Linked DNA regions of Mus musculus: region 1 is linked to region 2. The links are chromatin loops, found by intact Hi-C in ENCODE. Cell type or tissue: left cerebral cortex. All regions are shown on one strand.

Evidence for each region. A loop is a pair of places that touch in the nucleus more often than their neighbours do. Peaks named below come from ENCODE experiments on the same cell type or tissue, not always from the same donor. Only the 100,000 strongest peaks of a DNase experiment are listed, where the experiment ranks them.
Region 1: a loop joins it to region 2, with 2.2 times the contacts of the local background. A loop is called at or near these places in 1 of 42 quality-filtered maps.

Annotation. Positions count from the first base shown.
Region 1 is chr8:28,500,828-28,505,827 of GRCm38, forward strand. No RefSeq gene overlaps it. Among named protein-coding and RNA genes, the nearest start is that of Gm26795, 90 kb to the right of the region's middle. In left cerebral cortex, no CTCF peak of the experiment used is centred here; DNase peaks (open chromatin) are centred at 2,839 and 4,561.
Region 2 is chr8:28,648,671-28,653,670 of GRCm38, forward strand. It overlaps Unc5d (unc-5 netrin receptor D), which reads right to left. Exons shown (of 18, transcript NM_153135.3): 18 at 1-4,302. The coding sequence ends at 4,098. Among named protein-coding and RNA genes, the nearest start is that of Gm32505, 47 kb to the right of the region's middle. In left cerebral cortex, a CTCF peak has its summit at 2,559; DNase peaks (open chromatin) are centred at 2,168 and 2,508; H3K27ac peaks cover 807 bases.

The DNA of each region.
Region 1 (5,000 bases), 150 kb before region 2:
TCTTACTGGTTGAAACATCTTCTGGATATAACCCCAGGAGAGGTGTTGGGGGATCCTCCGGTAGTACTATGTCCAATTTTCTGAGGAACCGCCAGACTGATTTCCAGAGTGGTTGTACAAGCTTGCAATCCCACCAACAATGGAGGAGTGTTCCTCTTTCTCCACATCCTTGCCAGCATCTGCTGTCACCTGAATTTTTGATCTTAGCCATTCTGACTGCTGTGAGATGGAATCTCAGGGTTGTTTTGATTTGCATTTCTCTGATGATTAAGGATACTGAACTTTTTTTCAGGTGCTTCTCAGTCATTCAGTATTCCTCAGGTGATAATTCTTTGTTTAGCTCTGAGCCCCCTTTTTTAACGGGGTCATTTGATTTTCTGGAGTCCACCTTCTTGAGTTCTTTATATATATTGGATATTAGTTCCCTATCTGATTTAGGATAGGTAAAGATCCTTTCCCAATCTGTTGGTGGCTTTTTTGTCTTATTGACGGTGTCTTTTGCCTTACAGAAATTTTGAAATTTTATAAAGTCCCATTTATTGAATCTCGATCTTACAGCACAAGCCATTGCTGTTCTATTCAGGAATTTTTCCCCTGTGCCCATATCTTCGAGGCTTTCCCCCACTTTCTCCTCTATAAGTTTTGCTGTCTCTGGTTTTATGTGGAGTTCTTTAAGCCACTTAGATTTGACCTAAGTACAAGGAGATAGGAATGGATCATTTCGCATTCTTCTACATGATAACTGCCAGTTAGAATATCTATCCTTGAAGAGACAGAATATTCTCAGGAAGTTGTTAAAGAGCATTTTTTAAAAAAAATTCATGAATTCAAGAAAAATACTAGAATCTAGAACCTGATTATGTTGTTACCTAAAGAATTCTTTAAGTGGACTTGGGTCTCCAACTAATCACAACATACTATTAACAGGGTCTGTCCTTTACAAAGATTCAGTCTCTACTCTGGAAAGGAAGCAGATTAATTACTTCACACTGCAAAATGATGGCAAGGCCTTACTTGCTGACTCCTGTACAGAAAAGAAGACTTCTAGTCTTTTCAATTAGCCCTTAAACAAAATCTGATATTCACTTGTGTCATGACATCCCGGAAAAGCAGGAATGAAAATGGAACTCATTATTATCACGGCTCAGGAAAAACCCTGCTCACACCTGCATAGCTTGGTGTCAACGCCACAATATTTTCTCTCCTTTTTTCATTACGTTGCCGAGACAAACACAATGACCAAAAGCAATTTTGAGGAAGGAACTGTTTGTGTTGGCTTACGAGTTGCAGTGTGTCATTGAGGGAAGTCAAGTCAGGAGCTCAAGGAAGAGTTTACAACAGGAAACTTCTCATGGAAAACTACTGCTTGAAGAAGACTGGAGCAAGCTCATGGTTAGCTAGTTTTCTTATATAGCGTTACCCACAGAGAGTTGGGTCCACTTATATCAATGAACAATCAAGATAACCCTTACAGATATAACCACAGGCCACTCTGTTATAGACAGTTCCTTAGTCAACTTCAGACTGTAACAATCTGACTGTCAAAACTAACTTGGTCCTATGCTTCTTGTTTACAATTATTATTTATGGCATAATTGATTCTTTCACGCATCATTATATGATTATTCCAAAAACATTTATTCTCACATCTTGGCGTGATCATCTGCTGGGGTTTGGCTACTACTTTTTAGAAATTAGGATGCATTAATTATAAGTTCAGTGATGGTAATATGAAAGAGATTAATAAAGATACTTCTTATTTGATGGTTGTCAATGCTCAGTGCTTGGAGACTAGGAAGAAGGTGAGACAAAGAACTTGAAAAGTGAGTTGTACATGCTTCTGTGAAGTTTTTCTCCTTCAGCTCACTTCCTGGGAACATAACTTTCACTGGAGTCAACTCTCTACCTCCTTAACGGAGTCTGGCCCTACATGTCTAATGATTAATGACACATAAGCACAGTATAGTTTACAAAGCCTTTGAACACTTAACATCCATGTTGCAATAACCCTGGAAAGCACTACCTTGGAGCATATGTCACCTAAGCCCACACATATTATTTTTTCTTTGAATGGGGAACCAAAACTTGAAGGGTATCATCACACAATTCAATATATGGAAGATGTCTGTTCTGATGATATGTCTGACATGTAACCTCTCTTTCTTCTTAATATTGCTTGGCCCTTCCCAAACACCTATCCTTCTTAGAGAGCATTCTTCGGCAAGATGCAAGTCAGAAAGGAGGCAAGTCATCTGCCCAACATGAGAACAACTGACCTCATCAAGACATACAGCATACATGTATGAAATTGTAGAGGAACAAATAAAAGATAGTTTAGAGAAATCAAATAATAATCATATCTTTGGAGGTAAAAAATAATTACTTTGTGGACAAAAAGAGGTGCTCTGTACTTTGGAAATTTTGCACTCCTACCACCCCTGTGAAAGGTATAGAACGATGACTTCATATGTATTTGCTCTGGCCAAGTACAGGACTGCAAAATTGTGTGCTGTGGATCAGAGTTCGAAGGCACACCCTGGAGGAGTTGCTGATTCCAATCCTACAGCATGTCCATATTATTTGTTTAATTCCTTTGGTTTAAATTGCCAAAGTATCCTTGGCTCCATTCCCATTTTGCTGTTGTTGCTGTTGTTCTGTGTTTGTCCATCATGGTTGTCATCAAAAGCACAGAGCATTCAGAAACTAGCTTGGAAATACTTTCTACACTGAACAAAACAAATTGTTCAGCAGTGAGGAAACAGATGCTCATTTGCTTACTGAGAGCTCCTGAAAATAAGGTTCCTGTGCACTGTCATAGAGAGCGTGAACAGAGGGGGCAAGGAGTACCTGCTGACAGCCAATGAGGTCATTTCCATCCATCTGTGCAGGTGATGATGTGACGCCTGTGATGGTGGGAGACAGAAGTGTTGTCCATATGGCAGGCGGAGCACATGGGGACTAATCAGTACTGCAGAGAGGAGTAGAAACCAGACTCCCTCCATCACAGCTCTACACTGGTCACTCCGGAGCACATGCACATATACAGACACAGCCCCAAGACATACTGGTCTGTGTGCATGAACACACACACACACACACACACACACACACACACTACCAGTAACAACAACAATAGCCCCAAGGTATGCAGGTATGTATGCATAAACACATACACACACACACACACACACACCACGCAACAACACCAACAACTTGAAAGCACTATGCTAATTACAGCTAACAGACTTCAGATTCTTAGATAGCACATGAGAGAAGCATGTCTCCTGTCTGGAACCTGGCAACTCTCCTCTCAGCTTACTCAGTTTGAAAGGATGCATTTTAACAATTTTACAGCCCATACAGAGACATCTGTGTGGAACAGGTGGCTAGAAGCAGGTTGTGACCAATGCTGGCTGTCCACTAGGTAAAGGGTTATCAAGTCTCTAAGCATCTGGTAGGTGAGGGAAACTTAAAACACAGCAATGCCCAAGCTTCTCTAACTAAACCAGTGAATGAAACCGTAATCCTCCTGTGATCACTTACAGCACATTTGTACGTTAGACTTCCTTCGTGATGCTTACTGCCATTGCCTGAGAGGTATTCTACAATTTGCTTTAGCTATTTAATTCTGCCTCAGTATAAATTGAGCAGCGTTCCTGACGTTCATTAACACACACATATCCATTCATCTCTGTCCCCTTTTGGCTTCAGGAACCAACCTTGCATTGCGAAGATAAAAGAAGAAGAAGAAAAAAAGACGTACACAGAGCCCATAAAGACCCGCTGATAGAGTGATAGATCTTCTTTAAACACTGGGGCATTACAGGGTTTTATGAAGCAGTAAAACTTTCTCCAGGCCTGAGAAGTGCAGGCTGACAGAAACCATTTTATCTATAAGGCATTAAAGTGCCACATCAGACAAGCATAATAGAAGGGAAAAATAATAATTTCAGGAACAGCAGCCAACTCCTCAAGCAGAAAGGAGCAGACCAGGAGATACCTAATGATCTTCAAAGATGCTGGGAAGAGGCTGGCCTGCAAGCTCCAGGGCTTTTCATCAGGGCATCTTGTTCCCGCTCCCTCACCTTCCACGTCATTGCAAAGCACTGTATAAAAAAACAGCAATTTCATACAGACTTTTCTGAAGTAAAAGTTCAGATACTACAAGAAAAAAGAGATCTTTCTCACCCATCCTACCTCGTTGCCATCAACTGTAGCACCAACAAGGGTTCCCATGTACACTTCCTGAGTGTCTGTGTGTTCAAAGCAAGGCCCTGTGCTAGGAGGTCTGTGCCCTCAGTATTGTGTTCTTAATGGGAAAGAGATTAGTTCGTTACAGAATTATCATGTTCCTGTGAAAGAAATAAAAGAAGGTGCTATAATACTTGGGTAGGAGGGAGGGATTAGGAGAAAGGAAACCCTAGATTGGGTGATCTGGGCACAGTGTTTTGAGACGTAACAGGACACAGTGTACACAAAAGCTCATGTCCCTAGTCCTCCAGTCCTCACATCCCCACCCTCTGATTCATTTTGCTTCTGCATTTAGGTAATATGGCTTACTAACTGTTCCAGTTACCATAATGTTTGTCCTACTTTAACAGACATGCATTCTGAATACTTTTAGTACATTGCAGGGTTCCGGGCATAATAGGTACCATTTCTGCTTCCATCCACTTTCCTGCATTGCTTAATTTAAACATCCATCCTCTTTCCAGCTTTAGTAAAAGATCTGAAAAAAAAACAAAAAACAAAAAACGATTCTTGATTCTTACCCCATCAGCATGCCTTCTGTTCCTCAGATCAGTTTATCGTCTTCATACCATCTTTGAGCCCTGAATATGTTTTTCCTTGTTTTGGATGTTCTCAAGTAATCCCATCAGAGAGTGGCATCTCTAGTCTTCTCTCTGGCTATGTAAAGCTGCTCTATTTGGACAAAGTAAGAGCATTCAACCCTTGCCACAGACTCAGCAACCCAGAGGGGCACCAATCATGCCTCCATG
Region 2 (5,000 bases):
GACAAAAACAGTGGCAACTATTGAAACGGTGGCCATTCAAGTCTTGGCCCAAAGCATCAATGTTCAAATACAGCTCTATGACAATGAACACCAAAGGGCTAATAAAATGTGGTCACCATCGGTAAGCCCACGCTTTTGTTCTTGCAGGTGCTGTGACTGTCACCTGTAGTCCAGGCTTTGGGAGTTACTAAGTGTTCAGGTTCTGCAATGCTTCATGAGCAATAGAATGAAAATGGGCCGCGCAGTAGGCCAGAGAGGCACGTTTTTCAGCTCCTTCCTCATTTCTGCTGGAATAAAGACCTCAGAGAGTGTTGCCTTAGCATGCCTGATAGCTCTATCATTCAACACATTTACAGAGGCCAGGCAGACCAAGAAACTGAAAATATCTGAAAGGAAAAATCTAAAACAGAAACATATCCAAAGATGTTGTTAACATTCTGAAAGTCACAGGTAAATTCGGTCAAAATGTATAAAACCATTCACGCCATTTTAATTTTCTAGCTTTGCTTTTCATGTTTGATATTTAGAGGGTTTTTTTGTTTGTTTGTTTTTTGTTTGTTTGTTTGTTTGTTTTGTCCAGGAAACAAAATCACTGTAATAAATATTTTACTCCAAAGAGAACCCTGTGTGATTGGACTTAATAGTCCTTCTCATAGCCAAATGAATGAAGAGGAAGAAGAAAAAAAAATACCAGGACCACAGCAGTTGGAGATAAAAATAAGAGAAAAGTTCCTCTCTTTAAAGGAAACTATCTCAATTCCCTTCATCCCTTACAAAAAGGCCAATAAAATTTTGTGGAAGTACATCTGAGTTTTATGAGTCTACCCGCACTGGTGAATGAAGGTAGCATTTAAAACCACAGAACAAGTTTCCTTTTGGATTAAAGAATGCAAATGTAAACTACTCAGACTGTGTATGTGGAGTGGTAGAGACTGTAAATTAACGTAATGCTGCTGTAGTCTAGCAAACCTGTGGATCTCACCATTTTTGTGGCAAAATTTAAACTCATATTTAAAGTATAGATTTAATGTCTCCAAGCACTGAGAAATTTGGCATTGAGTAGGATTGTTTTTGTAAAAAATTTATGTTTTTAAGTATTTAAGGACACTTTTAATTTTTGTTTTATCTTGCACTAGGACAGTGACACTTCCGAATTTAGCGCCCAGAGTAATGTGGAAACCTCTTCCAGGATGGGCATTTGAGCTGTGACAGGTGAAAGTCATGCAAAAGCTTGGGGTCACAGTGAGTCATTGCATGTTCAAGTGTGAGCTAAGCCTTGAGACCTGCAGACCCTCCCTGGACACACACAATCCCTTGGTCTGTAAATCTCACAGACCAGGATTCTCTTTGAAATTTCACTGTAAAATATTATACCACAACCCTGGCATTCAAAGACCACAGAATGTGACATATTTATTTTAAAATCCTGTGTAGCATCCTAGCAGAAATAAGATAGATATAAAGAAGGAAACATAAAAAGTCAAGGGGAACCTCACTGAACCATGGTCTGGGATGTGAGGTGACTCCTGTTGACGCCTCCCTTATTACCTCATGTGATATTATGATCAAGTGCACTTATAAACACAGGCCAAAAAAAAAAAAATCAAACAAACAGAACACAAAACCTGAATCTAATGGGGGCAACTGCAGACACATGGGACCAACCTTCATGCTGTTCCTGCTACCTCACCTTAAAATAACCTACACAGATGCCAGGACAGTTACAATTTTTTATCTGTTTATAATATTATAAAAAAGCTGTTAAAAATCTACAAAGAACGTGTGTAGGTTCACAAAACATATAAACAATTATAAGGCCAATTGGAAGGGAAAGAAGAGAAGTGGATAGGGTAGGAAATGTAAAACAAAAATCTTCCACATAGATGTTAATATAGGATCTCTCTAGAGTGTGTTGCAAATAGTTTGTTACCTAACAAGTGATGCCGATTCTGCCCGCACCCGACCCTACTGTTCATCGTCATCTGGTTTGTAGCTCATCAACCATTTACATCTCTTCTCCCAGAAACTCTATCAGTGATGCCAAGAAGTTCTATATGCCTTTTCTCTTTCTTCTTCACAAGGATGAATAAATAACTTGAGTCTAAGGGAAAATGGTGTTCTCCTGATCCAGATATGGCATTCTGACTAAGTCTGTCAGTTCGAAGATGATTCATTTGTTCAATAGAGTAAGCCTTTCATTCCTGAGCAAAGCAACCCGGGTTCTTTTGATTTGCACACGGCAAAGCCTTTTATGTGATATGGAGGACCTGATATATCACATGCTCGTTAGATAAAAATAGCTAACACATTCAAGAATTCTTCAATGTCTGTTCCAAGGGGTTATAACGTCAACCTGAATTTAGGTATTTCCACTTGGGAAGAGGTTGCGAGCATTTGTTTTCACACAAAGGACCTATAAAAACAATAGCATGTCATGTCCTCATTCCCAAGGATTCTTTTTTGTCCTATTTCTGATCATGCTTTTTCAAACGTAATCATCCTCAAAAAAAAAAAAAGCTAAGTAGCTGCCTGGAAGTTAATGTAGGTGGTTGGCTTGGGTTGTCCTCCTTGTGGGCAGTTACTGAAAACTTCCTCCAGAAGAAGAGTATATCTGTTCATCTTCAGTCTCTCAGAATATTGGTCAAAATGATGTATTCAAATATAAAAGTGTCGTAAAATATAAGATGAAGCTTGTGAATAATCTACAGATTTCAATTCTCTAAAATACTATTGGTGTGTGTGTGTGTGTGTGTGTGTGTGTGTGTGTGTGTGTGTATGTAACTTAAAATGAAAGCTATGAGTTAATACTGTTAAGGAGAAAGTACACATGGTGTGGCTAGGCAGTCAGAGCACAGAAGTCTCTCTGAATGATGCGTATGGTTCCTAGGAAAGTGTGGTAGGGTTCTCTTCCTTGGAGACATTTATTCACTCACTCACTCACTCACTCACTCACTCACTCACTCACTCACTCAGGTGTTACTCAGAAAGGCTATCAGGTAAGTTTCCGAGAGACGATGGCAGGAGGTCCTAAAGCCCTATTGAAACATACTATGACAGCATAGTACAAAAGTTTAGAAGATTTCCAGAATCTGGATCAAAAAACACAGCAAAACACATTTCTTATGTGAAAAATGTTGGAGAACTTGGGTTAATTACCCATCTCCTAAAATCAGCGCTTACTCAAAGCCTGGGACATCTGTAGTCTATATATTTTCCTGGACCTTGTATAGCCTCTCTTATCAACACTCCATAGAATAAGTCATATTATAACAGCACTCTGACATTAGAGTGGCTTGGCTGGGAACAGAGATTGTTTGTCCTGCTCTGTTGAGTTAAAGGAAGTATGTTTCCATATTGAAATGAATAACTATGTTCTTTACTGTCTCCATACTGCAATCTTTTAGGATAGGAGAGAAATGAGTTTTGTCTCGGGAGTGGGTGGGTGGGGGATGAAGGTGAGGTACCAAGAACTAGTTTGAGGTCTATCTCCCTTCTTGATCTTGTCTCTGTTAAGTGACTCATATAATAAGTGCTGGTGTCATGTACTCAGATTCTAAATTCTAAATGCCCTCCCTGACATTGATGACATCTTACTAATAAGTTGGCAATCTGCTTTCACTTCTGAAAGCTAGTCTTATTATGATTTCCAACCTCTGGGATGCCAGTCGGTTGGAATCTGAAAATCTGGTCTCAGGATCATCTGGCCCGTGGGGCAAGTCATTAAAAACCTGTTTCCAAGCATGCACTTAAATCTCTGCCTTCCCGGCTTTATTGTTGTGTATCTGGTTTTCAAAACTACTTGTATCTACAGATACCTTCACTTTTTAATCCTCGGCAGTCTGAATTTGAGGAGCATATCCAATGTCTACCCATGTGTGGATTCAGAGGGTATAGCGGGGTTCTCTTTTTCCCCCACCGTTAACATGTTTTTACCTATATCAAACTCCTTTTCTTCATCCAGGGTTTCTCACTGACTCTCAATAAAGGCTGAGTTCCCCCCCAAATGCCCCGGGGCAGAAATCTGCCCTGTCTTCCCCACTTGAAGCCACTGCTCTGAAGCAGGCCATCACTAGTGCTGCCTCCGGAGAAGAAACAGACTAGAGTCCATTTTGCCTGCTGTAGTTGAAGTCAGCATCATCAATCTGTGGCTCTGTGATGTTGGATAGTTTCGTGTGTGTCCTCCCAATCTCCTCAAGGGCACAGGCGAGCGAGTCGAGGTCCCCATCCTGCTGATGACGAGCTTCCCAGAGGTTCAAAATGACAGCGGAAGGGCTGCTTTGGGTAGCGAAATATGATAAATTCCTAGAGGAAACAAAACAAAGGAGAAATAAATAGGCACGATAAGACAAATGATCTCTGTAAAGAAGTCAGAATTAAGTTTAACGGTTTATTTATTTATATGTATATGTTTGGGCTTGTTTACGTCAAGTTGACCACATGCATGCAGGTACCCTAATGAGACAAAGAGAGTGTTGGCTCTCCTGGAATTGTAGTTACAGGCAGCTAAAAGCTGCCATGTGGGTACTGGGAACCAAACCCAGGTCATCTGCGCAGCATTATGTGCCATTAACTGCTAAGCCATCTCACCAGCCCCTAAAATGACCTTTAAAGGGCAGCAATAAGATAGTGGTGGAAAGTTACACAGAGACAGGCCTGAAGCTGTCTGGTTTGTCTCCCAATGCTATATAATATAGCCATATGTGAGAACTATTCTAGTGCTTTCTTCTTTTGGATCTTCCCATGGTTTTTCCCTTTCTTAAGCTACACATGTGAACATATATGTATGTTTCCCTGTTCACTGGTCTCATGAAATATTCTTTTGCACTAGTTTATATGAAGTAAATTCATTCCTTGTTTTTTTCAAATATTTTCCTCCCCATGTCCTCGACAAATATAATAACTGCCAAGGTTCTGTCTTCAATTTCTGGCCACTCCTCCTTTGGTGCTAAATGTCTCCTTCCCATTTTCTTGGCTAATTAAACTGTTAATAGGGTTTACTA